2 separate regions of the Mus musculus genome follow, and region 2 is linked to region 1. A link is a loop called in an ENCODE intact Hi-C map of the cell type or tissue named here. Cell type or tissue: left cerebral cortex. All regions are shown on one strand. Links, peaks and the distances in the headings refer to the core of each region. The heading gives the core; the rest is flanking DNA. Region 1 holds the start of Gm35177 (a long non-coding RNA gene). Region 2 holds the start of Gramd1b (GRAM domain containing 1B).

The links. A loop is a pair of places that touch in the nucleus more often than their neighbours do. Peaks named below come from ENCODE experiments on the same cell type or tissue, not always from the same donor. Only the 100,000 strongest peaks of a DNase experiment are listed, where the experiment ranks them.
Region 2: a loop joins it to region 1, with 7 times the contacts of the local background. A loop is called at or near these places in 2 of 42 quality-filtered maps.

The regions. Positions count from the first base shown.
Region 1 is chr9:40,545,858-40,561,554 of GRCm38, forward strand. Gm35177 (a long non-coding RNA gene) reads left to right here and starts at 1,468. Exons shown (of 3, transcript XR_001779340.2): 1 at 1,468-1,570; 2 at 12,040-12,146; 3 at 13,834-13,998. It overlaps Gm48277 (a long non-coding RNA gene), which reads right to left and starts at 11,929. Exons shown (of 2, transcript XR_003948096.1): 1 at 11,625-11,929; 2 at 9,234-9,812. In left cerebral cortex, for the core only: no CTCF peak of the experiment used is centred there; DNase peaks (open chromatin) are centred at 7,044, 7,681, 9,566 and 12,156; H3K27ac peaks cover 294 bases.
Region 2 is chr9:40,442,135-40,457,831 of GRCm38, forward strand. Gramd1b (GRAM domain containing 1B) reads right to left here and starts at 13,630. Exons shown (of 20, transcript NM_172768.2): 1 at 13,160-13,630. The coding sequence starts at 13,536. In left cerebral cortex, for the core only: a CTCF peak has its summit at 10,233 (motif pointing right); a DNase peak (open chromatin) is centred at 7,960; H3K27ac peaks cover 404 bases.

The sequences.
Region 1 (15,697 bases), core at 4,677-12,676:
GAGCCATTATTCCTGGCTCACTAATCACATTACATACATTAATCAGTACGTAGACTAGGCTAGCCTTGGACTTCTGAGGGCTAGAGTACAGGCTTGAGCTACCACGGCCAGCATCAACTGTGATCCATACCCTGCTTCCAACTTCCCCCGCCATTTCCCTCTGTGTGTTTGTGTGTGTGTGTGTGTCTGTGTGTGTGTGTGTGTGTGTGTGTGTCTGTGTGTGTGTGTGTGTGTTTGTGGTTTTCTTTCTTTGAGAGGACCTAATGTATCCTGAGCTAACCTCAAAATTACTATGTAGCTGAGGATGACTTTGAACTCACAATTCTCCTGCTTCCACTTCCCAAAGGCTGGGATTACAGGCATGGGCCATTGCTCCCAGGCTATGTGGTAATGAGGATCAAACTCAGAGTGTTGTGCATGCCAAAATAAAGCACTCTATCAGCCAAGCTCAGACTGACTGCATCCCCAGAACTATCCTGGTTCTTTACCTATGTAGCCAGATCTTCACTAAACACTTGAGTTGTCCATAGTTCTAATTTTTGTTTAAAATGCTAATAAGCTTTTTGTATATTTCCAAACATGCTGAAATAACTTCAGTTCAAAATTGGAATTTATGTCTGGTGTGTTGGTTCTAACATCATCATGAGCATTTTAAAGGAAAAAAATAACATTTTTTTGAAAAGCTACATAAAAGAAACTTACATTTTATATGTACTATTTATATTTTATGAATATACATTCAAGCTTTATATATTCTTATATTACAACCACATTTTATTTTATTCTTTGGATGAGAGTTAGCAAACTATGCAAACTGCAGCCTACAGCTGGCTGCCTGTTTTCATAATGAAGGGCAAAACAGGCACATAACCTTACTCATGGATTTCTCTATTCTATACAGCTGCTTTAGGGCAAAAGCAGAGAGGAGTACTTGGGAAAGAGACCATTTGAGAGGATACAATACTTCTATCTTGTCTTTTAAGAACAAATTTTGCTGATTTTTGCTTTAGGTAATTTCCAATAAAACACAAATTATGTGAAAAATTATCTATGACATAATTTTGATCATGCTAAGAATGAAAAATAAAAGCATTTTGATAGAACAAATAGTGATTTAGAATCTGCACATTTGACTGGATAGTGTAGGTTCTTTAACACAGGTATATAAATTCTAGTGTATTGGATACTTGGCTAACTTTGAATGATATAAGACCATGGCTTTGTATACCTTTTCCATTTTGGACATTCAGAAAGTAGTGATGTGTTTTAAATAGTTTTTTTTCTCAATCTATCATTTTTTTAATATGGAGGTAGATAGTATGGAAGCCTCTATTTTGACTCTCGGTCTTGCAAATGCTAAGTACAAGATCAAGAACCAGAATCAGGCCTGCAAAGAATCCCAGCCCATAGTTACAGACAGAAGGCAGAAGGGAGCCCAGACAAGCTATAAACAGCAGCTGTCAGTTAGAGCCATAGGTTTGCTGACAGGAGCTGCTCTAGCTGCTGCTGATTCCAAACCTGAAGGCAACAGGAGCGGGGTGGCAACTATGGGCGCATGGAAGACAAGCAGGTTGGTACCTCCCATGTCCATTGTCAGTATTTGATCAGAAGCTCCATGCTCGTTCAAGGGCCCGTGGGAGGGAAGTTTGCATCAGGAAGCAGGCTCAACTGGGTCAGCCGGGTCAGCGAAGTTTTGTTGGGACCTGTTATGTTCCAAGTTCTTCATGATCAACTTTCTGATATGAATGGACAGCTGAAACTGGAGTGATTACACTGGTCCCCGTTGTACACGTGTGCACAGTTCAGCAACAGTCTGGCAGGCAGACTAGAAAGCCTGCTATTAAGAAAGCCCTCCGTCTATTTATACATCAGAGACACCCGAACTCAGACTCTGTCACAGTAGGAGGCAATCTTGGAAGTTACCGGAGGACAGACAGCCCATGGCCTTGAGAGATCTACAAACGAGTGATTAAGATGGCTCTGTCACACAGAGCCTCCAGATGTAATTTAATTTTATCCAATCAGCCCAGCAAAGGCAAAAGGTGAAATCCTTACAAATGAAATTAAAATGCAATGTAGGGTAGTCTGGAAGCAGATTTCAAAGTCCACTTTCCTCTGGTTTCCTCTCTGAACCCCGGGGTGGGGAAGTACGCATCTGCTTTGATCAGTGTTACCAAATCAATTTCTTCCATGTTTCTGAAGGGAGTAGAGGAAGAGAGGAGTCAACCAGCGTTTGCTTCATAATTAAGGGAACGGAACTTCCTTCCATTTCCCACAAAGGTCTAGAGCCAGGTTTGGACACAAAGCAACAGACAGTGTTGTCCGTAGGGTGAGAATTATTTGCTGCCCTCCTTTCCTAGTGTGTCTTCCTTTCCCAGAACTGCACTTGTGATCTTCAACTTGTGTCTGTAACAGAAACGCCTGAAATACATTTTGCTCCTCTAAACCACGGATCCCGGAGCCGCCTCTGGTTAAAGGGTTTTAAAGCAGGAAGGAACCTTGAAGGTCACCTTGAAAAATCCTTTGAGCCCCAAGGAAAGTTAAATAAATGTCCCAATGACTCAACATTTTTGGTAGCAGATAAGAGTACAGCCCAGCAATTTGCTGTTTTAGTCTAAGTACTCTTCACTGTGCCACTCGGTGTGCTTCAGGTAGGCCTGAAGACAGTCTCTCGAGAATCCACTCCGGGCTCCATTGTCTCTGGAATGTTTGGGCTATCAAAATATTGTATTCCGACCCTGACACTTATTTTTTTAATTGTTCAACCTTTATTCTGATGCTTCCTCGTTGTTGAATTGTTGCAAAGACAAACATCAGTCTAACCATCTACACAATATGGACTATCACAGACCAGCTTTGCAGGGTTCTTCTAAGGAAATGTCAAATGAAATCCTTTACAAACTGAGAAAACGGCACAGAAACTTCAGGGGTTTTTATGTTGTTAGTCATGTTTTTTTCTCATAGAATAAGTGGGTATGTAGAGCTCTGGTATGGCCTCTGCGTTAGCTCCTGCCCTGTTTAAATTCCTGCCCTAACTCCCTTCTATGATGAACAGTAATGTGGAAGTATAAGCCAAATAAACCCTTTCCTTCCCACCCACTCCACTCCTAACAAAACAATGTCAAGTGGATAAAGTCTACAGTCTATAAACTTTGCTTTCCTTATTCACTCTTTATATATCAATGCTTATCAGCGCTCTCTCATTGTCTTTCTGTCTCTCTGTCTCTTTCTGCCTCTGTGTGTTTGTGTGTATCTGTGTCTGTATCTGTGTGTGTGTGTCTGTGTCTGTGTGTCTTTGTGTCTGTATATTTCTAAGAATGGAACCCAAGGACTTGTCCATGCTGGACCACTGTCCTCCCACTGAGCTGTACTCCTAATCCTCAGGCATCTATCTCTTAGCTATCAGGGCCATTATATGTAATTAACAGAGCTTCAAAGATGAATGAAATAAAAGGCAGTCCATCAGCGTTTGTAGTAAATGCATCCATAATTATACAATATAGGATGTTTATGTAGGTATAAGCATTGTGGAAGCCATAGAGATACCTTTGAGGCCCCATCCCTTCCTAATAAGCTAATGGCTGTTAATGGTTGAAGAGGGGTATCATTTTCTCTAATGGTATAGACATTGGGAGACTAGGTGGGAAAAGTGGTTCAGAGGGAAAAGAAGAAGGATACTGGAAAGTAATGGAATATAATCACAGCAATACACACACACACACACACATATATATATATAAACACTAAACACTCAAACGGACAATGGAAGCACACTTGAACAAGCCTAATATTGCAGCTCAGAAGACTAGTCAAGGTATTTGGAGTATATTTGGTAACGTTGTTGTTGTTGCTATGTTATATTCTTATCATCATAAAATATTTAAAAACTTGAGAACTTGGATTGATGTATGTGGTGGTTTGAATGAGAATGGCCTCCATCGGTTCATATGTTAGAACACTGGTCCACAGTAGGTGTAACGGTTTGGGAAGGACTAGGATCTGCAGCCTTGTTGGAGGTTGGCTTTGAGGTTTCACAAGACTGATGCCATTTCAAGTTAGTTCTTTCTGTTTCCTGTTTATGGATCAAGATGTAACACTTAGCGGCTCTTCCAGCAGCATGCCCGCCTGCTTCCCAACACAATGATAATGACCTCTACCCTCAAAAACAAGAAACCCCAAAGAAACTCTTCCTTCTTTAATTTGTGTGGACATGGTGTTTTATCAAAAGATAGAAAAGAAACTAAGACAATGTATGGTAAAGGTATTGTTTCAGGACAATTAAACAATCAACCTGTATAACAAGCAAGTCATGGAAACAGAAGTTGGTCTTCATTTAATTCTCTTCCTAGGGAGAATATCTTTTAGAAGAATAATTGTAATTCTAGCTAGTAGGAATGAGTGCTGAAGGAGGGCAATAAACAGTAGAAAGGATTTTAAAGGAAGGCAAAGGCATTGGAGGAAAATCTGTAGAACTAGGACACTAGCTGGAGGGCCAAGAGTCCAGAATGGATTTAAATCTTTGGGTATAAGAGAAATAAGGAAGTCAGAGAAGGGAGACAAGTGATTTCTCTCCCGGCTGGAAGGTAATTACAAGAGCGCAGCTCTCTGACAAGTGAACTTATTAAAGATGATTAAATCGATGTTAGAGATCTGGAGGTTGCAAAGATTCTGGTCGAAATGAGCAATGAGAGTTGGAGATCTGAAAGAACATCAATTAGAGCTGTGCACATGGGCCTGGGAGGTCATCCAAACTGTTGTCTCTGGCCATATGTAAGACATGTGTTTGGGTGTAAAGGTTCCAGAAATAAATAAAGTGGATATTCTTTTCTCCAAGGAATCATCTACATTTAGGTGTTAGTTAACGTTGTACGTAGTGAGGGGGAGAAAAAAAATGGACAAAGAACGGAGAATGGAAACTCGTCTCTATAATGTACAGAGAAGAGGAATCATTAGGGAATTAAAAGGAGAGGCAGAAGAGGAGAGAGCTTTACTAGCGCTAGAAGTTGCTACATAGGCTGCTAGAAGAGAAAGGGCATCAGTAGTACCACTGCAGCCAACTCAGAATACTGCAATGCTGATATACCAAGTAGGGTGTAGCCACTGGGCAATAGTGGCAAGACAGTATAGGGATAACCAACGGTGTTTCGATTGGGTTTAAGGCCTGTTCCATGGGAAGAGATTCAGGCCTGGTACTGTAATGCTGGTTAAAAACCCAAGACTGGGCCCTAGGGAGGAACATGCTATTGTTTTGCTGCAAGATATGTTGTCAAAGTGGAGTTCTAAATGTTTACAGCCATAGATTTGTGCTGCCCACAACTTGACCAGAGAAACTGCTCTCTGTAGTCCTCAGCAGTTGAGGTGGAATCATCACTGGTCAAAGTGCTGAGAATAAGTGTCTATTGAGTACTCAGGTCTAAATGGTTCATCTACATCCACCCCAAAGACCCAGGGGACAACATGGAAGAGTCAGGGTGAGGAATATGGCTCAGAAATGCTGTCTCTCAGCTATGGTGTCTTTGTTACTTTTCTATTGCTGTGAAGGGACACCATGACCAAGGCAACTCATAGAAGAAAGAATTAATCTGGGGCTGACAGTTTCAAAGGGTGCATCCACGACCATCATGTCAAGAAGCACGGTAGCATGTGGGCAGACACGGCTCTGAAGATTTGACCTGAGACTTTACATCTTTATCCACAAACATGAGGCAGAGAGCTAACTGGGAATGGCATAGGTTCTTGAAACCTCAAAGTCCAGTCCCAGTACCACCCCTGCAACAAGGCCACACCTCTAATCCTTCCAAATAGTTCTACCAACTGGGTAACAGGCATTCAAACATATAATAAGCCTATGAGACCATCCTCATTCAAACCACCACAGGCGGCATGACAACCCCCATGAAATTACTGTAGCTATGTTTACCTGTACAAGATCAACCCAACAAGACCAATCAGCATTCTGATAGGCATCACTAATTGGATTCAATGGGTTATTAACAGCAACAAAAACAAGAGGACAAGAAGCTGGGAGAAGGGTATATTGGGGTAGCTGCAGAAGTAGGAGGGAGGAATTGGGGCTTTTGCAAGGAGTAAGAGGAGATAGGATGCATATGATCAAGGTATGTAGGGTGCATGTAGGAAGCATCTGTGAGTATAAGGAAGAGGTCCTTATACTCACAGATAAGCACACGAGAATGTTAGCACACTGAGATGTTCTTGCAAGGGAAGGAATACATAACCTGTTACCTAACCAGAAGGGTGGGGGTGAACATGCATTCTAGCTTGGCGACTTTTGTGCTATCTGTGTGGCCAGAGGTCACTCTGAGTTCTCCCCCAGACCCTTACATAAGCTTGTCTGACTCAGTCAATCTATGGAACTCATCTTTATGGAAGGTGACGCATGTACCTTGCAAAGAGGTCAGATGTAGTCACATCTGAGCTTTATTTGTTTATATTAGCTTACTTTGTTCCTCAAGATTTAATGATGTTTTTATTGTGCACATGTAATTGAGTAAATTATCACCAGGAAAGTTTTTATCCAATTGTGCTGTGCTTAAATATTCCTAAAATAAATTACTGAGGGTCAGACTCCTGAAGTTTGAACCAACATGGGTTGCTTAGTCATGTTGAACATTGAACTGCTTCCTTGCTTCTCAAGGGTCATTACTCTGCTGGCCACAATCTTCGCAGAGCCCCCCCTTAAAGATGCATTGTTTACAGGTATGAAATTGCTAAGAATATATAAAAGATGGTTGTGCAAAAAAACAAAGAAGGAGGGAGAGGATGTAGAAATCCAAAAAGCTGAATTAAAAACCATAAAATTTCAACAAAATAGTGCTGTGAAATGTTCCAGACAGACAGAAAAAATAAAATGGTGCAGAAAAAAAAAACCCTGCTGGATTTAGTGATTAAAACATACATGATGAACTTTGGGGATGAAGTTTAAGTTCAGCTATGGGGAATTACGAAACAAGGGATAATGAGAGTGTGTGTTCGGCTCACCACTGTGAGTCCCTTGCTGCGCTTATGTAAAGGCTGGTGTGCGAATAGAATGGCTGTGTGGGGAGAGTACACGCTTAGTGAACTGAACTCCCAAGAATGTAGTGGCTGAAAACAAGGAGTCATTTGCAAATCATAGTCATGTTGCCATCATGGACGCCGTAATAACCTGAGTTTCCCCATAATAATAGTACTTATCACCCCACTCAAGGCAAAGAGAAACTTTCCATCTCAGATACACTTTGTAATTATTAGTTAAGCAAGGCTTCTTTCTGTGTGTACGCCTTTTTAAATGATCCGATTAAGCTTTTATCTTTCCCCCAGAGAGCTAATCAAATATGTGATAAAACCACTTAGAACCACATTATAAATTTCCTTTCTTCCTGCCTTCTCTCATGTACTCCCCCTTGGTGATAAAAAAAAATGTGCTCTCTGTCCAAAAACAGAACAAAATGAACAAAACACACTTTGCTAACTGGATTCTCCCTTTCATTATGATGTCTGCTCATCTCATCCACCCTGTGAACTGAGCCAGTACCTTGCATTTTGGTGGCACACGATGACAGAGAAGCAGAGGTTGTCTTCCAGATATAAATTACGTCTCAGATAAACACTGTGGGTCCCAGGTCAAGGCTTGTATTGTGAAACAGTGAACATAAACACCCGGTATGGTTCTCCCCCTCTCAGTGGCTTGGGAACATAGAATCGAGAAATTCACATTTGAAATGTTTCAAACTGTAGTGACTCCAGTGGCCCAGCTAGTATGTGTGTCATTTTCACAAGACTTATGCTAGAAAATAGACAGTTCACTGTATCCTAAAGATGATTCTGACTCATAAGGAAGTCAAATGGTTCTCCTGAAATGGTTGGCACCAGCTCTACCAACTTGGGCCTCCTAAATACTTCAGCTATTAGGTTTTGCCCATCAGTCCTCAAGTCTCTCATCTTCTACCCATGAGTTTGATGTAACTCCTTATTGCCTCAGCTGCTCTGCTGAACACACTAGATTTTTGTCTTCCCAAAGTCCATCACAGAGGGCAAACCATGCTCCAGAGATACTCTGAGAAGGGTTAAGAAGAAGGGAACAATGGTGCCCCACATTTGAGATCCAACTCTGTACTGTTCTCAACAGGGTCCACCACAGTATATGCTCTCGGGGTCCTTCCCAACACATGGTCTCACTATCTTCCTCCTCCTTACAGACTCACATCTAAGTTAGTCTGATTTGCTTATAAAGACTTTTCCTCATCTTTTCCTAATAAACTCATTCAACTTCATTCTGTGTTCCACTCAAACACACACCCATCTCTTGAATTGCCTGGTTTTAGCTGTATTTCTCAGACACGCCATGTCCATTCACCATCAGCTCTGTGTAAGTCACAAGCACCGAGGAGTGCTCTCCTTTCTCCACCTCCTCACCAGCATGTGCTGTGCTTGATCTTAGCCATTCTGGTTGGTGTGGGTGGAATCTCAGGGTGGTTTTGACTTGCATTTCCTTAATGACTAAGGATAGTGAACGTTTCTTTACGTGCTTCTTGGCCATTGGAGATTCCTCTGCTGAGAATTCTCTGGTTAACTCTGTACCCCGATTTTTAATTGGGTTATTTGGGATTTTTGGAGTCTAACTTCTTGAGTTCTTTATATTTTTTAGATATTAGCCCTCTGTTGAATGTAGGGTAGGTAAAGATCTTTCCACAATCTGTGGATTGCCATTTTGTCCTATTGACAGTGTCCTTTTCCGTACAGAAGCTTTTCAGTTACACGAGGTTTCATTTGTCAATTGTTGATCTGAGAGCCTGAGTCATTGGTGTTCTGTTCAAGAAAATTTCCCCTGTGCTGATGTGTTCGAGGTTGTTTCCCACTTTCTCTTCTGTTATATTAAGTGTATCTATTGTATTCAGTGTTTTATGTTGCCGTTCTTGATTCACCTGAACTTGGGCTTTGTGCAAGGTTGTAAGTATGGATCAATATGCATTCTTCTACATGCAGACAACCAGCAGCATTTATTGAAGATGCTTTCCCCACCCCCCACCCCACCCCCTACAGTATGGTTTGACTTCTTTGCCTTCTATGATAATGGAGCCTGAAATATCCATTTTCCTGGACATTTTTAGTCCTCAGAAGCTGATAGAGCATCATTTTATTTCCTAACCACAAAAATATTTATCATTTGTCCTGTGTTATTCTTTATAATATATGTGAACTTGAGTAGTCAGCTCCTAGGAAAACACATGTCATCATTGAAAAATCACTTTATTTACTTGCACACCGCCAGTGTATCTGGCACATAGAAGACACTTTAAAAATAGTTGTTGGATGAATAATGGAAATGCTTATGAGAAGTTGGTTGGTTGATCGAGTGGCCTAGGGTGGGATTAGACAGGTGATGGAAGCAGAACAGAAATGTAAAGAAAGAAGTGAAGATGTCATTCTTAAAAATCAAAGAGTGCCCTAGATCCCTGGGCCTGATCTAGATTTGTGGAAGGAGAGAGAGGAGGTGGAGGAAGAAGTGGGTTGTCAGCGAAGAACGTGTCCAAGTCCTCAGGGGAATTTGATTATGCAGAGAGCTCTGAGTCACTTTGGGAAGTCAGCAGCACAGCAATCCCTCATCACCCCCTGAAAGCAGCCGCCCCCAATTAAGCTTGGAGGCCGTTTTTGGGTTCTCTCTTCTCCTGATGCTTTGAGGAGAGGGAGCTCGTTTTGCAGTGACTGTTCAACACCCTCAATGCTGTGGTTTCTCTGGATTCAGATCCTGTGGGGGGACATTCTGCAGAACCAGTTACCATTGTAATCATCTTTCTTCTGCACTCGGGAAACTGCAGAACGCAAAAAAGGTAGAATTTAAAAGGTGAACTCAATGACAAACAAAAAGGCCCCTTATCCTAAAGACTCCAAATCTTACCCTTATGCTCCAATCCGTGGCACATCTTCTCAGCCCAAGATGTTATCTTTGGGTCTTTTCTCCATGTCATTCCCAGCATCAGGAAGTCCTGCCTCTTCTACTCTACTGTGTCTCCCACATTTGGTTTCTTTGTAGTCTGAGTAACCTGTCCTCACCCAGCTTTTCCCCTCTCCTACCAAAATTATGACAAATGTCTCATATTCTTTCTTCTACCTCAAATCTTTCCCCTTCTTTAGACACTTCCACTATCACCAGTAAAAATCATAAAAGTTCAGAGTTTATGATTTCATTCTTCCATGTGAAATATCAGCAGCTTCCTAGAGCAGGCAATAGGATCACGAGCCTGAGACTCTTGATTAAGCATTTATAACCTTCTGTACAAAATCACTGCTTACGTTTTGCTGCCAGTCTACATAGCAGAGCAATTCTGCCTGATTCTGAACTTTGTACAACTTAGACTTTCTTGTATATTTTGGCTGTCAAAAACTAACTCAGAATCCACCTTCCCTGGAAATATTTTTGTTTTAGTGAACAAAAAAAGGTAGGGGCATCAGAAATTACTCCTTCAAATAACTCCACAGGCAAAGGTGGATTTGGAAAATCCAACTACACTCAGTTATTGGATGCTCATGGTCAATATTTAACTCAGATTTAGGGATACAAAGAAGAGGAAAAAACATCGCCTCTAGTTGCAAGATCTAAAGCATGGGACCTAGCATTTATTGAGCCCAACAAGGTGTAATTTCTATGTGGAGCGAATGAGCATCAGCAGCCCTGTAGGAAACGGCCATTTGTTTACTAGCTGGAAATACTCATGCTTAGCAGTCCCTGAGGTTCAAGGTCAATAAATGAGTCAGGCATCACTGGAATACAAACTCAGTGCCTGAATGACTCAAGGCTCAATGTTCCTTATCCCTGCGTACTCAGACCCATAGAGAAGTGAAGGAAACAATGAGAACCAGAGTAGCAAGTAGGTACTGGGTGGAGGAGGGTAAGGGGGACTTTTGGGATAGCATTTGAAATGTAAATGAAGAGAATACCTAAATAGAAAGAAAGAAAAAAAGAAAGAAAGAAAGAAAGAAAGAGAGAGAGAGAGAGAGAGAGAGAGAGAGAGAGAGAAAGAAAGAAAGAAAGAAAGAAAGAAAGAAAGAAAGAAAGAAAGAAAGAAAGAAAGAAAGAAAGAAAGAAAGAAAGAAAGAAAGAAAAGAAACCAAGATAAGAGCAAGTGAGGCTTCTGCACGCTGTGTGAGGGTGGGGTCTTGCTTCCAGCAAATGGAATTCCTTCCAGGATAGTTAATGAAGGGGAGTCTTTGAAGCTTGGCCCAACCCCTGGTTTCTATATCTACTCCTCTCACTCATCCTCAGCCATCCTCTCCTTCGAGGTGCCCAACTCTTGTCTTTTGAAAGACTATATATATACTTACAAGGCCTAGTAATCACACCTGACACAAGGTGTGGAGATTTAAAACAAAAACATACATTCTTAGAGGCTAAAGCATCTGCAATTGAGGCAGGCATCTGCAGGGACAGTTTGTTTCCTGTGTTCGTGGGGTTGATAGGGGCAAATGGTCTGGAGCAAGAGGACCCAAAATTATCTGTTTATATCTGATGCCCTATCTGAAATGGTGAGACTAGCTTGAGTCTGGCTAAGTCTCCCAAACAGACTGTTTGTGTTGATGTGTCTGGCTTCTAAGAGCGAGGAAAAAAAATAATAAAGAGACGATACCTTACTTGGAAGATGGAGGCAGAAAATACATGGATCTCAAGGCAATTCTCAGCTTTAATTCACAGGGAGTACAGGAGCAGCCTGGCTACATGAGCCCCTGCCACAAAAGGAAACAAATGACCGCAAACCTCTTAAAGGGTCAGACCCAAAAGTCGAGTAATACCACTTCTACTACAATCTGTTGACCAAAACAAGTCATGAGACAAACCTAGAGTCCAGGGGAAGGGCAAGCTCCACCTCTTGCTGAGATGTTACAACCACATCTCAAAGGGCACACTGGCTCTTGTATATCTCCTGGGAAGCAATCGGCTATGGTGATTTTTAAATATGTTTGGTTTTTTTTCCAGTAGATTATCTCCCCAAGGTCAAGCCCCTTTGTGTTCATTTTGTTGTTGTTGTTTTTCATATTGCCTAGCACAACACCCAAGGAGTGGAAAATGCACTGACAAATGTAACAATTACAAAGGAGTTGGCTGCTGCCCCCGCTCGCTCTCTTCCTCAGACTGTTTCCTCCACAGCACGGTGAGAGTCTGGGCTTTGGAAGTGGGATGTCTAGGTTGGCATCGCGATTCTGTCACAAACAAATTGGGTGGAGTTCAAGAAGAAATTTAGTCTTTCTATAAATATTTCTCTACTGTGAAATCAGGGTAAGGTTTTATATTTCAGAATTGTGAGAACTGGAGGGAATAATATGTATAAGAAAATTAGCATGCTGCCAAGAATATGGTAATTTTTCAAAATATGATAATTATATTAAAAATTTTCCATTTCTGTTTTTCCTGCTCTCTACACAATCTCTACCAGTACAAGCATTATACTTTCCTCAAGGCCATTTCTTAGTTGAAACAGAACGTGATCACCCAGCCGGAAATGAATTTACTTTGTCTCTTAAAGTTTGGTTTTGAGCTAGAGCCTAACTACGTAGACCAGGTTAACCCTGACCTTGCTATCCTCTGCCTCAGTCTCCCTAGAACTAAGATTACAAGCAAGTATGTCTATGCCCAGTGCTTGAAGTCTTAAAATTCTAGGTCATAAAATAATAGTGCTGGTGGGAAATTAATAAACCATCTAGCTCCACACTCCTTGTTTACAGAGGTGAAGCAAATGATTCCTAATGATTGAAGCAAATTGGCCAAGTCCACACAGCTGGGTGGGATCCAAGCGCCGTCATCCTGTAGTAGCCACAGCCTTGTTTCAGTGTGAAGAAGGGATAATAGAGAAATAAATAAGATCTACGAGTGAGGGCCAACAAGACCTCTGGACTCAAATTCTTAGAAGAAGGAGTCCAGAATCCAAGGCCCCCGGCTGGTGGATGAGCTCACAGGGAGAAAATGGACAGTATATGTGCTTTGCTTGGTCCACACAGTAGTTTTGTGTTTGGTTTGAAAGAATTCACGGGCTGGTAAGTTAGCTTAGTAGGGTAAGGAGCCTGCCACCAAGCCTGACAACCTGAGTTTGATCCCCAAGACCCAAATGGTGGTAAGAGGGAACTGACTCATGCAAGTTGTCCTTTGATCTTCATGTGGGAACACACATACACACAATAAATAAATTAGTTGATTAAAAAATAATTCCCAGCCGGGCGTGGTGGCACACGCCTTTAATCCTAGCACTCGGGAGGCAGAGGCAGGCGGATTTCTGAGTTCGAGGCCAGCCTGGTCTACAAAGTGAGTTCCAGGACAGCCAGGGCTATACAGAGAAACCCTGTCTTGAAAAACCAAGTAAGTAAGTAATAATAATAATAATAATAATAATTTCCAAAGCATTTTTAAGAAGTGGGGAGGGGTTGATATAAAACTTCAGATTACCAGTTTCTGTTGGAAATGTCTGGACCATCTTTCCTGGAGGCCAACAATTTGCTGCAGAGTGTGTGGCTGCCATGCTGAGTGAGACTGTGAGCTCCAGTCCTTGGCTAGAAGTGATTCTGCTTCCTTACCTTCGTGAGCCTCCTCAGCGAGTCAGGCATGGGAGTTTACCACTCCTGCACTGAGGGAAGACCTTGAGAAGTCACCCTTACAGCTGTTGTGTCTTGGTTGTGGGTCTCTATTTTCTACTTCCCTATAAACAGAGGGCTCCTTCAGAGCAGTTAGCACACCTCAGCACCCCTCGAAGGTAGTACTGTCCAGTGTTTCCGTCTCTCTCAGATACCGACTTACGGGCTCCCACGTGCTCACTGGCCTTTCTTTTGGGTTTTTTTAACGAGGGGAAGGAGCAGAAGCAGAGAAGGTGTAACGTAACTTCCCAAAGGTGGAACCACTACAGCGTGTGGAGCTGAGTCGTGAGGCTTCCTGCTCTTCTGGGATTCCTGGCATACATACTTTTTTCTTCTGAATGCAGAGATTCCACTTTCTCCCTGGCAAGCATCTCCTTTGTGTCTGTGTAAGTTGGATGAGGCTGAGCCTGTGGGAACATGACTCAGACCTGTTCAATGAGGGCTCCGATTGCCTGGTCCTTGGTGATTGGCTTGCGATGTGGGCTGCTGGAACTTTCTTGGGTTAAGTTGACCCTGGATAAGACCAACCTCTGCATTTTTTCAGGCTTCTCTTGATTAAAAAAAAAAAAAAAAAAGAAGAGGAAAAAGAAGAAAAGTGAGAAGAACTCCTCAAACTTAGATTTATACACACCACCCTCCACTCTGTGCTGGTATCCCTCAAAATTCTGCCGGCTTCTAGAAAGACCCTCTCATCCTTCCAACACTCACAGACCGCAATGCTACCTCATTGAATATCTATTATCCTGTTTACATCTGTCTCTCAGAAAGTACAGGACTCCCAAGTGTCCTCAGATTCTCCAAATGCTAATCTAAACACTGCTCTATTGTTGCAATGTTAACTCCATTGGAGAATACACAGAGACAGTCTTAAAGCAGAGGAAAAAAAAGTCTTTATTGCTGGCTAATGGCTACACGGTGAACTTTCCCAAATCACCCAGCCCAAACCTTACAGTTCTTTTTCTTTTATGGACAAAACCATATCCTGGTTGTCACAGTTCATTTAGCAAGAAGCAGAATTACAAAAGTCCAAAAGCAAGTTTAATACATTGAGGGACTTTCCTGGATCCTGGAATGATAGGCCGGGTCTTTAGTGGATTAGGTCTTTGCTCCCATTTTGACAAGTGTTGGGACCCACATGGTAGGTTTTAAGGTAGAAATGGTCTAACATGACATCACTTATGCTAAGGTCTGGGGACCTGTTACCCCATAGGCAATAAGGGAAACTCCTGTACACACCTCACACTTATAGGCCCCACACCTTTTCTGAGTGAGCGTCTTTGCTCTCCATAAAACTTTTGTTCTGAGCATATACAGCTACCTATGTTAAATGAAAATTTCAGGCCATTGTTTCAGAGTTAGCTTTTTATGAAGTCCTAAAAAAAAGATGGTCAAAAACCAAACTGAAATCAGCCATTCAATCACTCTCTGTCATTGAACTTAGTCTATGTTCTTATCTGAGCTCCTGAGAAATCAAGAGAGAAAGAGATATCAGCAGAAATTCCCAAGGCAGGCAACAAATGAGACCTCATTAACTTTAATCCTTACAAAAGCTAATTTCTCATCGTTTTGTCTTCCCTATTCCTGCTTTCCATGGAAAGGGACTTTGAAATGACTAATCTGGTTTTTGTTCTTTTCTGCTTTTTTCAGATCTTTTCTGTGTCTGAGGCTAAGCTCTCCTGCTCACTCCATCAGAACACTCTTGTTTTATGAAGTGAAGCAGGATGCTGGAACTGCAAAATACAGCCAAGGCAGACACTTAAACTGAATCACGGCAGTGTAAACCAGTTTGGCTTCTGCTATATCATGAATCCATGGGTCTTCCCAAGATTCGCAGAGTAAAACCTAACCTCTAACATGCAGCCTTGGTGAGGATAGGAGGACATTTGGTTTGCTCTCCATTGTTTTAATAAAATGTTCATGTTGAAGCTCATATTTTATTCAGCTCCCAATCATGAAGGTTTAAGTATGACCTGCACCAGTGCCATGCCAACTCTGCTAAGACCACATAGGGGATGGTGTCAAATGCCAGCCTCTTCTCCCTCTCATGATCCCTGGCAGCCTTGCTGCAGAGAACTCCAGA
Region 2 (15,697 bases), core at 4,425-12,424, 100 kb before region 1:
CTCCCACACACATAGCACAAGGCCAGTCGCTGCAAACGTCCAAGAAGTGCTGGTTGAATTGTAAGAGTCACCTCTCTCGGGTTCTCTAATCCGTGCTTTACAACAAATCTCTCTGACAGTGAAACAAAAGCTCTGACAACAAGCAAAGGCAGTTAGGAAGTGCCTGGAGATGGAGAAGACACTTGAGAGAAAGCACTCTTGGTGTTCTTTGTTCTTATGAATTCTTATGAATGGGCAGGTCACTTCCCCATGCGTGGCTGAAAATTCTCCCAAGAGGTCTGCTGGGCCAGAGTCCAAAGACCTCCCTAGAAAAACAAATTCATTAATTGACATTACAAAGCCAGCACTTTTCTCATAATCTGGAAGAAATGGCCCTCATCACTAATAATAAGTCTCCGATGGAATATAAACTCTAGTGGACAGAAAGTAGCCCTCTATCTCCCTCCACTGAGGGAGCACAAGAAAAAAAAATAGTAAAATGGATCATGAGGACTTTGCCTAGATCTTAGGTAAAGCTTTCTTAAAAGTATAGCTTAAAACATAGACAGAAGCAATCAAGAGAGATAATAAAGTCTATTTTCCTTTTGTGTGCTTGTTGTCTTTTTTTTTTTTTTTGGTGTGTGTGTGTGGGTCAATCTTCCCACGTCAGAGAGGCATGGTTCACCATGGACGCGGGTGTCAGGAGCATGTCAGTACTTGAGCTAAGGACTGTTTTCTGGAGACGTTCCACCTGCTCAGAATAACCTTTATTGCTGCCATTCTATCCAACCCTGAGACTCATGAAAAAGGTCAAAAAGAGCCTCAGAGTGTAATGACCCAGCCTGGAACAATGTTAGCTAGACCAAGCCGACTGCTTGGAGGTCAGCCTGGCTCTGGCTGACATGCTGGGGGGCAGAAGATCACAACAAAGGCCAAATGGTGTAAACACTTGGCAGGGCTCTTCTGTCTGCTTTGGTAAGGCTGCTCATCCTCCCGGCTTCTCCAGACACTGAGCTGCATGTACTATAACCATTGATGCTCCCTCTTTAAAAGCCCTGGACTCTCTAAAGAGATAGATCTTTTGTTACTGATAATGAGACCCTGGGATAGAGAACCCTGGAATTGATGCTAATGAGCACAGCCTCAGTATTGGCCCAGTCTTTCAGAACCCTGAGTGATTAAACATCAGAGGGATGTGGACTGATAGAGTGCTTGTTTAACATAGAGAAGCCCTGGATTTGAGCTCCAGGATCACATCAACTGGACACAGTTTCTGTTATCCTAACACTATGGAGTTGGAGGAAAGAGAATCAGAACTTTAATCTTATCCTCAACAGTGCATTTGAGGCCAGCCTTGGCTACACAAGAACTTGGAGGAGGAGGAGGAGGAGGAGGAGGAGGAGGAGGAGGAGGAGGAGGAGGAGGAGGAGGAGGAGGAAGAGGTTGGGAAGACACTGCAAAGAAAAAGATATGAGAGGTAGAATTCTAGATCAATCTACTATCAGAAGAGAAGTGGAGGCTGGGAGGAGGCTGAAGATCAAAGTCACTAACATCTTAGACAAACACAACTCCCTGAACTTCCTGCTCAGGTTACTGAACTTGTTAAAGTTCTGGAAGGGTGTTGCACCTAAAAAGAATAAGAGAGACCACCCACCCATCCTCAAGTTATATGTTCCTACCCCACACTCAACTCTATATACTCTATATACCTCTTCATCTACATCATTTACAATTTTTAAAAAATCCATAAATTAGGTTCTTTGAACCCAAGGTGGGTTTCAAAGCCTATAGTTGTTGGGTCAGAATAGGTGGCCAGACTTGGAATTAGCATTGGAAGTAGAGATGACAGTAAAACAAAGAAGAACAAAGGAGGAGAGAGCCCCAATAGTCCTTTGAATAGGATGTAAATCTTTAGAGGGACAGGAGGAAAAGGAATGAATAAAATAGGCATTAATGAGGTTGAAGCAAGGGTGTGAACACAGAACTCTGAAAGGCTGGGTAAGCCAAAGACAGCGCTCTGTACTGGTCTCCTGTTTTAGCCGAACAGTTTTTAAAGTTTGGGGAAACTTTAAAAATCTGAGATTTCCTTGGGCCATAGTCAGGTATAAGAGCCATACTGAGGTCGATCTAGACCAGGACAGAGATTGAGCTAATGGCCCTTCCAATGATGGCACAGTGTGGACAGAAATGGAGAAGAATGGCCCCTGAGAGAAAGAAACCAAATGTTTCATGATAAAGTGGTCTAGTATTACCAATTATATCAGGAGCAGGCAGGCAGGTTAATGGGCAAAGATGACCCTTAAACAACCTCCCCAGTAGCCTTACAGTTTTCGTTTAATAAAGAGTTAAACCATCAGCAGTGCTAGGAAGTAACTCTTCGATTGAGGAGCCCCATGCTCTGTAGCATCCAACTGAAGAAACTCTAGTGAGGGTTACCAGAACAAGAGAACATCAGCTTGTAAGGGGTAATGAATTTTAAAGGTTAGGATGTATAAAGAGGTCTCCTGAACAGAGGAGGAAAAAAAAAAGGTGTGTCAAATTCTGTCTGTCTGGGAAACATTTGCCTTGCTAAGAAAAAGAGCCCTGCAGGAGAATTGGTATGCTCCAGAGAGGGTTTACGTGACGTAGTTGATCTGTTCTACTTGAGTGCGTTATACACATAGACCTCGTGAAGACTGAGAAATGCTTCTCACACCTCATACTATGAGAGAGAAGCCATGGGACTCTGTGCTTTGAGCAATACGAATTGGATCCAGACTCTCCAAGCCCACGTGACACAGGAGTGTGACTACGGACAAATGGCCTCCAGGTTATCTCTGTGCTGTTCCTAGACTTGACTGTTGCAAAGGCCCATGGGAAGGGAGCAGGAACCCATGGGACACTGCAGAGGTTATAGAACTCAAATGACTTAGGCAAGATCAGGCTGCCTGAAGACTCCACAAGGAGAAATGAGCAGGGAGCCGCTCCCCCGACCCCGACAGACTCTAGAACTGCAAGAAAGCCTACTAAGCCTATCACCACTCAGACAGTGCCCTACAAATGGCTCTCACCCCATCAACACAGGCCTGCTGCCACTCTGCATGGCCGTTCCAAGAAGAACACAAAACATCCTGTTTGGAAGGATGCCACTCTAGACGGAAGAAGAAAAAGCAACGCAGCTGCACAGGCCAAATTATATGCTGTTTTTGTTGTTGTTGTTTTGTTTGGTTTTGGTTTTGGTTTTCTTTTGTCTTCTTTCTTGCAATAGTTAAAGAATTAAACAGTGGCATCTATCTCCTGTGCTTAGGTCATTGGTCTGGCCCCCAGTCAGGTAAAAAGGCAATAGAACTTAACCTGATGAAGAAAAGGATGATTTAGACAGGCCACAAACCTATGGAAACCACTGTGGGAATTTGCAAGGTTATTAAAGTAGAGCACTTTGATGGCATCAGAAGAAGCCCATCCAGGTTCAGGTGGTGCCTAGAATCAACAAGTATTATGTGTGTTCATCCATGGCTGCCACCTGGATCCATGAAATAAGTAGACATGGTGATCTTGCAACAAGGCAGGGATGGACTGAGCCTATTCTGGGGCCCATATTGGGAACAACAACAGAGATAGAGATTGCAGATGGTTTATGTAGCAGCAGCCTCTGGAGAAAGACAGTGCATGTAGTTGGTAAGGCTGGTTAATGCCGGCAGCCATAGAGGGCTTCTAATGGGTCTCATCAGGAATAGGCACTGCTTTTGACTCTGGAGTACATAAATGCTGGGAGATGCCAATGCCCAGGGTGCCACGAGAGAACTGAAACAGAAGACCCTGTTCCAATTTGGAAGACCAACCACCATTTATTCAAAACAGAAAAGACACCTAGCAGCCCATAATACCCGACAGTTAGAAGGGGAAGATCATCTTCAGAGCAGTGGGTTTATAGAGAAACAGAACATGAATCTGTGCTTACAGTCAACAACAGAGGAACGAAGGGGACATTCCCGCCAGGTAGGTTGTGTCCCTTTATGGCAGACCTCAGAAAGAAAGTCAGGGAGGAATGCTGGCTTGATAATTTGCTTTCTAGTGCCAGAACAGAATACACAAGCCTGGATAATTATGATGGCCAGAGTTTGATTTGGGTCTTGCCTACAGAGGCACCATGGCAGCACACACTGCTGAAGGTCTTCCTAATGCTTCCTTTCAGGTGGAAGGGGCACCACAAGGTGAGACAGTAAGCAGCCTAGCTTTGGTGTCTCTCTTCTTATAAAGTCATCAGCGGCAGGCATCATGAAGTCTCCACCCTCGTGACATGTTTTTTCCTAATTGCATCCTATGGGTTGGAACTCTCAACAACATTGACATGAATTCGGGGATAAAGATTCATATATAAGTGCTGGGCACTCTCAGTCAAACCATAGCAGATGTCTTTGGAGCTAGGAGTTAAACCCAGGTCAGACAACCACACAACAGCCCCGAACTACTCACTCATAGCTCGACTTTTCTTTTCATCTTTCTTCTTTTCTCCTCACACAATCTCAATGTTTTTTCCCCCTACCTGATACAGAAGTCATACAGATAAAGCTGAGTGTGGTAGTGCACACCTTTAATACCAGCTCTTGAAAGGTAGATCTCTGAGAGGTCCCAGCCAACCTGATCTACATAGTGAGTTCCAAGATGGCCTAGGACTATAAGATAGATAGACCCTGTCACAAAGGAGAAGGAGGAGGAGAGGAGGAAGAAGAGGAGGAGGAGGAGGAGGGGAGGAAGAGGAGGAAGGGAAGGAGGAGGAGGAAGCACACACACACACACACACACACAGAGGGGGAGGTGTAAATTCAGCCAGGGCTGAGGATATAGCTCAGTAGTCTCCAATCTAGGTGGCCCTGGGTTCTAATCTCAGCACCATGAAAAATGGGACACACCAGGGAGATTAAGACAAAAGGATCAGAAGTTCAAAGTTATTCTCAGCTACATAATGAGTTCAAAGCCAGCCCGAGATTCATGAAACTCTGGCTTAAACAACAATTAATGCAGCTGTGTTGCCTATTGTTCAAGATGGCCCCCTAGTCACCCCACCTCCTACAAATGGGGGACACAGGAGAAGAACCTCTTGACTGGCACTACAGCCAGAAGTGTGGACCATCATGATGACTGAACCCAAAGCTCCTTCTACAAAACCTTTGGGCACAGATGAAGAAGTAACAGTGACACAGAGAGAAAACCATGGGGCCATATGATGATCTTAATTCAATACTGCACCAGCCACCTAACAGAGGCTCAAACGAAGGGGTCACACCTGTGCTCGGTTCACTCATGCCAGAAACTTGAGAAGGCAAAGGTTTACCTTGCTGAGGCCACTCCTGCCCTTGGAGTCTGTTAAGTCAAGCAGAAAACTGCAAATGTGAGTGGCCTCCACTGGGAGATGCTTCCACATGACAGCGCTGAGTTAACCAAGCTAGTTACTCCTGACTGAACGGGCTTTGAGAGATGTGCCACTGGCTCTGAACTGCTGCAGTCCTGTTACAAGAAAACCCTGAGGCAAACTCAAGGGATGGCCTGTAGTATCATACAAGGCATGCATAGCTTTTGTCCCAGGTTCCAGTCAAGGCTGTCTGAAAACCCACAGAATCAGCAGTGAGTGTCTTACAGACCATGAGCCCCCTCGATACACCTGAATTTATTATAGAGGGGGATTCATAATCCCCAAAGCCCCACCCCCATTGAAAAACTGAACAAGAAAAAAAGAATACCAGGAAATAATATGGCACTGAGGGTCAAGATTATTAACTATTTTCCTACTTCCTACTGCCCTAAATTTTACAATTAGTTAGTTATTTTATTAGACTGTCTATGATGGTTGACTTTATATAGTATTTAAAATGACTTCTTTTACAACAAGTTTGAAGACCCTTGGAGAGCTGTTTAAAAAGGTGTCACTAAGCTGCACATAGTGACAAACATCTGTATAGCATTTTCTAGACTGGGGCAGGAGGCCTGTGAGTGTGAGAACAGTCTGAATAAAATAGTTGAGGCTATAAAACAAGACCCTATCTGAAGATAGATAGATAGATAGATAGATAGATAGATAGATAGATAGATAGATAGATAGATAGATAGATAGATAGATAGAGCGAGCGAGCGAGAAGCTAGGCATACTTTGTACTTTCTGATGTAATCCCAGCACTCAGGAAGTGACTCCAGGGACATCAGGAGTCTATAACCATCCTCTGCTACATAGTATTTTCAAGGCTAGCCTAGGCTACAAGAGACCCTGTCTGAAACAAACAAAAAGTGTCACTTGACTAACCATCTACTGTCTTGCTGCATTTTCCTCCTTATTGGGACAAATCCTGCTATGCTCACTGTTTGACTCAGTTTTTTTTTTTCATTGCTGTAGCAAACTACTTGCAGCAGGCTACTGTAAACACTCACATTTTATTCACATTTCTTAAGGTTCAAGGGCTCACACCCAGCAGAATCCAAAGGTAGCAGAGTATCAAAATAGCAAGAGATGAAGACCTAAGGCTTGTTTTGTGCCCTTCCTTCTGACATAGCAACCAGGATTCAATCATCAGGGCGCTATGGAAGTGACCTGTGTACCTCATTATACTACACCCAAACTGGGCCCACAGACAAATTCTTTTACCATGGTTGAAAAAGAAAGTGAGGAAAGAGCTTGTTATCTTTCTCATTCCTTCTCTCTGCATCATCATTTCATGGCTAAACTCACTAACCAGGAAGAGCAAAACAGCAAACAGCAGTGGTCAGACCTCAAGGCAGAGGAGAGGATAGGCCTGACTGGAGCAATGCGCTATCAGGATAAAGCCCTAAAAAGAGCCTAATGCTCTAGAGATGCCAGAGTCAGTTAGGGGCTGACAAAGATTTCACAGGTCACAGGTCTGAAACTCAGCTTATAAGTCACTATGGCTTGTCAGGTCACCTCATTTTTTTTTAAATCTCATCTTCAGATCAGGTGTGAACAATGTGAGTCTTGGCTCTGTCAAAGAATGCACAGGAAACAGAGAAAGCTTCACACCCCATGACTAAGAACAAAAACTCTTTGGGGGGGGGGTCCTCCAGAGAAATACCCCAAGGTCTTTTTTTTAATCACTGTCTTCTACCAACAGCCTTAGCTATGCACAGACATATTTTTCTAGCACTTTTAAACTATTCAACTTTACTCAAAAATCTAGAAACACAATTGAAAACATCTGAAATCAATACTACCCCACTATTTTATTTATTTATTCACTTATTTATTTATGAGGTATGGGGGTAGGGGTTGAACCTATAGCTACATGCCTGCTAAACAGGCCCTCTACCATTGAGATACACCACCAGCTCAATACTGCCTCTAGAAGTGACATGTGACTGCTATTGGGAGCATGGGGTGGCAGGCCCTTTCCAACAGCTCAAAGCATCAGCATCCTGTCTCCTTTCTCCCACTGGAAAGGCCAGGTTTGATTTTCATTCTGTATTCCTGAGAGAGGTTTTGACTCTCTCCCCAGAGAGAGGGAAGCCCCCTCCATCTTTGAAGTTGTTGGGCCCCCCAAGATAATTAAAACCTATGTCCTCCTTCCCACCAGATGCATGGCAGCCTGGTAAGTCACACACATCTTTGGTCTGTAAGGGGGAGATCCTAAGAAGACAGAAAGACCGTGCCAGAAAGGCCTCTCAGTCTACCTAAAGCTCTTTGTACACACGGCAGCCCAGCAACCATGTGGACATCGGAACACCTGCTCCAGAGCTGGCAGCTTACTCACTAGGGTCAGGAAGAAAATTCCCCACTGGCAGCTTAGCCATTGTGGCGCCTTAATGAAAACTGAGCACACCAGAAGCAACCATCAGTGACTAGCCTAGCAACTGGGGGATACACAGTATCTGGGAAGAACTAACCAAGATGGGGGTGGGATTTATCACCGGTTACTCTACCCCACACCCATCCTGGTTTCCTGTGATTGGCTGAGCACATAACCACATGGAAACTCCAGAAATACCAACTCCCACAGAGGAACCAGGCCAGCGTAAATCAGCCCACGGGGCTCCATCTCCACGTCTCAGTTTCCATAAACTATTTTAATCTAGAAACCACATCTATAGGCAAAGGCAGGCTGCCTCTTCTGGGGGAGTCCACCTAAACCATCATTGTCACCCACACGCAGCTGTACTTCCCACCCCCACCCTCCCCACCCAAACTGGCCCAGCAGCTTCCCCTGTCTTGTGAATACCCATCTTGCACAAGCAGCTCCTCCACACCTACACCTTCTCAAGCATGTGAGGCCAGTAGCACAGAACTCTAAAGAACTCGGCACTGGCACAAGCACAGAGTTCACCTCCTAGCCTTGCTCTTGTTAGACCAGGAACAAGTTAATCTCTCCTACCGCAGCCTCTTCCCCCCACGAAGCCTACCCCACGGGTTTGTCATGAGGATTAACAATGATCATGTATTTAAGACACTTAGCAGGAAACTTGGCACAAAATAAGACTCACTCCCAGCCTCAAGGAATTATGGGACGGGTAGAAGTCTTCCCTTCTTAACCCTATCCTGAGTTGATTGCTCACGTTGTACGTCGTTAACCATTCACAGTCCCTTTGCATGGATTTGTTGCTTTGTGTTAAAGAGGGATGAGAGTTTTTTTTCTCTACCACACAGAGCAGGGCTGAATAGATAACTATATAAAGAATAACCAAATCGAGGCTGATTGAGTAGACGTCTGGATGAACAAGCTCACCCTGCTCCCTGCAAACTGCCTGAAATTTGAAGCAACTCTTCCTCCAACTGTCAGAGAGACGGAGAATCAAGATAAACAGCAAAGATATAAACCTGCAAACCGCCATCCAGTTAGCACAGCCCCCTAGAGTTACGCTAACACACCAGGTTGGGCAGAACTGGTGCAAACCATTACTAAAGGTCAGATGTGGAGCTAAACAAAAACTAGTAGCTAGCTTGCTAGCCTGTGAGCAGATGCTAAGGGTAAGGTTGTCCCATAGAAAAGGGTGCAGGATGGCTGAGTGAGAGGTAATCTAGACCATCATAGTCAGGATTGTGTCCAAGGGAGACAAGCAAAGAAATTCTTCTGTGTTCACCAGAAAGACAGGCTGCAGTTTCGCATGGCCCAATTCACTTGTCACTTGTCAGCTGTCTTTCTCCTTTCATAAGATACATCCTGGGAGACATGGCATTGCCTGATCCCCGATTTTCTCACGGAATTCAGGAGACCCTGAACCTCTCAGTTTGTGTTTTTTTAAACCTTTACCACCACCATTCCTGACCAAGAGATTTGGGGACACGTGCGGTTATTAATTCTTTTCTTCCTGTTTTATTGTTGTTGGTGGTTTGTAACAGTACTTATTCAAAGAGCTTGTCCCATCAAGTTATTCACTGCTCAGAACCTGCACATGCTCCGCACTGAGCTGATTCCACTTTGTATAGGAAGAAACTGAAGCCAGATGTGACATACACTTGTAATCTCAGCATTTGGGAGTAGAGACAAGAAGATCAATAGTCCAAGGCCAAGCTTGGATACATGAGACTCTGCCTAAATAAACAAGTGAATGAATGAATGAATGAATGAATGAATGAATAAAATTATCTAGTCTCGAGCATTTTGTTATATCAAACAAAACAGACAACAGTACAATGGTCATCCCCTTCCATCTTCAATAGATATTTATTCTTTTAAAATTCAGCTCTCTATTTTAAAAAGCAGATTAGTGGATACCTAAAGCTGATGGAGCTTATGGGTGCTAACTAAAGGGAATGGCTGTGTGAGAGTCTCTCTCTCTCTCTCTCTCTCTGTGTCTGTCTCTGTCTCTGTCTCTGTCTCTCTCTCTCTGTCTGTCTCTCTCTGTCTGTCTGTCTCTCTCTCTCTCTCTCTCTCTCTCTCTGTGTGTGTGTGTGTGTGTGTGTGTGTGTGTGTTTGCGCACGCTGATAAAAGGTGTTTTAAAATTAACTGTGGGGATGCATGTACACGTCTATCACTACAAAAATTGGATTAAATACTTCTTTTCATCCTGGTATTAAATATCAGGTATTAATTATCCTACAGGTCGTAGTACGTCTGCAAGTCCTCTATTGCTGATGTAGACTCTGAGCTTCAAACCCAGGAGATTGCAGGTTGTGTGGCAGCTAAATCATATTTCAATAAATCTATCTTATAAACCTCAGCTCTGGAGCTATCTCCCCCTCCCCTAAAAATTTCTCAGACTTGTGAATAAGGAGGATTTCACTTCAGAAAGAGGAAATAGACTTACTCGTTACTGGCATTTCTTCAGTGAACATCTATGGGTCACCACAAGAGGGCAGGTACCAGACAGTGAAAACACAGGATGGACAAGGGTGGGCGCATAGGCCACGGTCGTGTTGTTTTGTCTGAGTTTGGCTCTGATTTTGTATTGGTTATTTTGTGTGTAGAGGGTACAGCATCAATTAGCCAAGACTGGTCTCAAATTCACTATATAGGCAAGGATCGCCTACATTCCCAGACCAGTCTGCCCTTTTGTACATACACAGTTGGCCTTCTGTATCTCCAAGTTCTGTATCTCCAGATTCAATGGATTACAGATAGAAAGAACGCAGGAAAACTATACTGACTAGGTTTAGACTTTATTTTAGACTAGATTCCCACTAGATGTTTATTTTAGTTCAGGCTGGCCCTATGTTACCAATCATCCTGTTTCAGCCCTCCCTAGTGCACAAATTACAGACGTGCACCTCTATGCACATACAAAACAGACTTCATGTCCTTATCCTTGTTCTTTAAATAATACTGTACAGCAATCTTCAGATAGCATTTGCATGATGCTAGGTATTAGAAGTTACCTAGAGAGGATTTAAAGTGTATGAGAGCATGGGCCATCAAGATGGATCGATCAGTGGACAAAGACACTTGCTACTGAGCCTAAAGGACTTGAGTTTAAGTCCTGGAATCTGCATGGTATGAGGAGAAAATCAATTCCTGAAGGTTATCCTCTGACCTCCACACACTCACACACTCACACTCACAAACACACACACACACACACACACACACAGAGAGAGAGAGAGAGAGAAAGAGAGAGAGGGAGAGAGGGAGAGAGAGAGAGAGAAAAATGAAAAATTACATCTGTGGGAAAATATGTATGGGTTGAGCAAATAATATGCCACTTTCTATAAGCAACTTGGTGACCTCAGAGCGACCTGGACCCAACCTCCAGTCTCCATGGATACCAGAGGATGAGCCCAGCCTCCATGGATACCAGAGGATGAGCAGATGCTCATTTTCTTCCAACCCAATAAACAAGCACATAAAAGAACTGTCTTAAGTCATACTCAGGAGGTAAAATAAACTTCCTCTTTCCAATACCATCCTCCCCACTTCAACAACAACAAAAACTATCCTACCATACCTTTAAACAACTCTCAAGATCAGAACCATTTTCCTTACATTTCCTCGGTTCCACCAGCCTCCATTACCCAGCAGTGCAAGACTATCTCCATGTTGTTGTCTGTACTTGTGCCTCTTTCAGGGTCTCTCACATTTGAGGGAAAAGTACCTGAGTCACAGTTTAGTTTGAGATTAGCCCCCACCAGTCCTCACTTTCCCTTGCCCTGTCAAAAGGGAAACAGGGTGGCGTGCCTGAAGAGAAAAACCTGTTGCCCCCAAGGTCCATAGCTGGGAGAACATGTGCAGCCATTGCAATCAGGAAAGACCTCCTGCTTACCCCAGCCCAGGCCCTCAGTACCTCCACAAAGACACATCACATGCTTGTTTCTGTTGATTCTGGCCACGTTGTTCCCTAAGTCCATCATATGCACCTGACCTCATGCTCATGTCACTGTTTTCTTTTGTTTTGTTTTTTTTCCTAGCTTCATTTGTCATCATTTGAGCCCCTCTCTCCTCGGCCTTTTCCTACATCTCCAAGGTTACCTTTTCTTGTACAGTGACTACAGATGACAGAGTGTAAATCTTCCAATGGCTCCATCACTTCCGTGTGAATGAAACTCGCATGTCTCAGCTGCTTCCGTTATATGGTTAGTTGGTTCGGATTTGGCTTGGCTTGGCTTGGTTTCATTTAGGTTTGGGGTTTTTAAGAGGTCAACCTTTCCGTGTAACCTCCATGTATCTCAGACCCCAAGGATCCTCCTCCTCTTCTTCCTGAGTTCTAGGCCTACAAGCAGGTGCCACACAGCTTTATTTATTTATTTTATGTTGGAAGTGCTAGGGGCACCTGTATGCTAGGCAAACTTTTTAAAAGTGTCCTATCAAGCTTAGCTTCCACACCCCTTCATACCCTGGAGACCCCCTCAAGATCCCCACACTTGCTGGTGTCACTTTTGAGCTTTTGAGACCCACTCAATAAGTGATAATGAACGAAAGTGAAATGATAGGGTGAATGAACTCCCATTAGTTACCACCAGCAGCAATAACAGCAACACCCCGCCCCCTCTAATAGTACAGACCTCTGCTAATGGTCATACCCCGAGTCCAGAAGTAAATTGAAGAGGGGACATGGTATCCATGAGTAGCGGGGACTCCATGCCACCATGGGCAACTTCCTGAAGCAACACACACACACATTACCCTGTGAGCTTCATGCTAGTTCTTGAATGTGAACAGCAAACATCTCCCTAGCAAAACTGAAGCTGGCACGGTGATCGATCGTGAGATGTGTCCGTGATGTGGTAGAAAATGTGAATACGTCACCTCTCCATAGGCAACATGGACCTGTACCAGCAGGGTAGTGTAGGAAAAAGAAAATGACAAAAAGTGAAATGGGATTCGGAAGTCCATGTGGAGGCGTCACTTAAACTTCTGTCACTAGTCTCCCGACACCTCCACCTGTACAATGGAATCATAGCCTAATACTATCTACCTAATTTCTCCAAATTCCATCCTCAGGTGAAGCCCTCACCACAGACAGTAGTCTGCGCACAGTAAGGGCTTAAGAGATAATAAAAGATAACACTGTATTGGCCATTTTGCTGTGAGGGTCAAGAAATGAAACGCAGCATGAACCTATGTCAAACACATCAAGTAATGTAAAGTCCCTAGTTCTAGGCTGTGTGGTAGCCCTGGTGCCCTGGCAGTGCCTGAAGACGCCAAGGTGACGCGATAAGCTCCTTCTTTGATCCCGGAAGTTTCCACCAGAATGCCCTAGGGTCCTAGACCGCCCTGGGGAGGGGCGAGAGGTTCAGGGGAAGACTGCTGGAGAGAAACTGGAACCTACCTGCTTTCACTGCATTCTTTCCGCTCCCTCACCCTCAGCCACTTGCGGAGCAGGAAGCGTTTTCGGCGCGGGGACGCACTGGGTGTGGAGCAGTTGGACCACGGGGTGTCCTCGTCGCTGGAGGGCGTAATCTCAATGGACGGCAGTTGCAGGAACTCCTTGCCGGGGGCCAGGACGCCGGGTAGGTCCGGGGCTACCAACCCCGCCTCCAGGCTCTGCTCCTGCACGTTCTTCATCCGGCGCATCTTAAAGCGCCGGCGGCGAAGCGTGGGGGTGGACGAGCTGGACCACACCGCGCTGCCCTCGGGTGCGCCCTGAGGTTCTGGCACCTGCAGGGCGGGCAGCTGCAGGTTCTCCATCATGTTGGCCGCCGGCATCGGGGTCCCTGGCCGCTGCTCCGTGCCCTCCGCCTGCAGCCTGGCTCGAGGCTTCCTCTCTCGGCTCCCTACCCTGGGGCCCGTGGCACTATCCCCTCTCACGTTCAGCGGGAGGCTCGAGCCTGCCAGTAGATCAAGTTCCTTTTCCTGGAGCGCCGCGAGGAGGGGACTGAAGGGGACGCCGCCTCCTGCGGTCTAGAACTTTAAGAAGCGCGCTTCCTCGCTCAGTCCGACGAGGGAAGAGGCGACCCGGGACGCAGTGACAGTCGCCTGCCAAGCTTTGCCACCCGGCTGCCCTCCTGGGGCTCCCCTTCGCGTGCCCGTGTGTTTGTCTTCCGCTGCGCCCGCTTGCTCGCTTGCTCTCTCTGCCGGTGTCTTTGCCTTAGCGGGACTCGGCGGCCCCGGACCCCAGGGAACTGCGCAGCAAACTCTCAGTGGTTTGCGTTCAGCCGACTGCGTTGGGGAGCCGGCTTGGCGCTGCAGGAGAGTGGAGGACTGGAAGAAGAGGCGGTGGTAGGAGGGAGAGGAAAGAGAGAGAGAGAGAGAGAGAGAGCAAGGGAGACACTAGATAAAAACAAAAAAAGGTGGAGTAGGTGGAGGGGGGTGGGGGCTGAGGAGGGAGTGGGTTGCTAGCCTGAAAGGACACGCACAGGCAGCGACAGCCAGCGACAGCCTTGTAACTGTACACGGAATCCCTTGGGGAGGGACTATACCTCCGAGTCAAGGCTGCTCCAATCAGCCTAATGAAATAGGAGCACAATCCAAACTTTCTCAAGGCAACGATTGGCTAAGCAGCTCTGGTTAGCAAACTCCCTGTTTTTTTTTCCCCTGGGGGAGGGGAATCAATGGATTTAGCCCTCCCTCGCAGACCACCCAAGATACAGGGTTGAAGGAAAACTGGGTGACTTTTCAGCCAAATCTCTCTCCTAAGAAATGCGCGTTCTCCGAGTTGTTTGGAGTGCTGACCAGGAAGACAGGGCATACATAATCAGAAGGAAAATGGAAAGTTCCTGGAGGCTGCTTCCAAAATGGCAAGCTGGGAAGAAAAGACAGTTCTGTAGAATAAGCTGAGGACACCAGACACGGACACAAAGACACACGATAGGGTGGAAAGACACAGGACACACAGGACCATTAAGGGAAAGATACTGGATACATGGTGTGTGGCCTGGCCAAAACTATAGCCCGATTATAAGTGAAAGGCAAAGAGGCTGAGAGAAGTTAGCCGGTGCACCACCCTCAGAGACTCCAGGGAGTCAAGTGCATCCTTGGACATTCCTGAGACTGTGTGATGCTGCTTCATCTTGCTGGGGAATGGGTTGGGTCACACCGTTTACTGTGGCCTCAGACCTCTGAACAGAAATATGGACTAGTCCTGCCAAGTATATCAGTGTGCTAGAGGCAGGTGAACCCTGAGAGGTGGGATGTAGAAGTGATCTGCTTTAGGAAGACATTCTGTGTTGGACTGAGCTTGCTGGGGTACAAGTTTAACACTCAACGACCCCCACCCCAAACAAGGAATTTGCCTCTTCAGTGGGAGACCGAAAGGAATAACAAAGACCCCAATACATGGCCCACAATCTGGCCCATTCTCTTTGCCGGTATTTGTTAGTCCAGTTTCCCTTTGGATGAATAAAAATCACATCCCTAAAGGTCATAAGAATCCACTTCAGGCCTGGTGGTGGTGGTAGCACACACCTTTAGTTCTAGCACTCAAGAGGTAGAGGCAGGCAAATCCCCGTGAGTTCGAGGCCAGCCTGGTCCACAGAGGGAGCTCAAGAACAGCCAGGGCTAGTCAGAGAGAGAGAAAGAGAAAAAAAAATCCACTTTAAAATAGCATATACCCCTACAGGTCAATAAGACATCTGAGGTAACAGCTGTCTGTCATGTCCTGCATTGACACATGGGAAGCTAAGACATCCTGCCATTCATTATGCAACCTCCTTGAGGCTGTGAATAAAAAGGAAGTGCATCTGGTGAAGGGCCAAGGTCCGGTTCACCCTAAGCGATGTCAGAGTATCAGTCCCTTTCCTGACCCTTCACATCCGGCTGCTGGCTTGCACATGATTCACTATCACTCTATTTTAACTCCCGGTGGCAGAGAAAGGAGAAAGCTCTAGTCATCAGGTGTCAGGCCTGGCAAAGACCTGAAAAGCTCTTC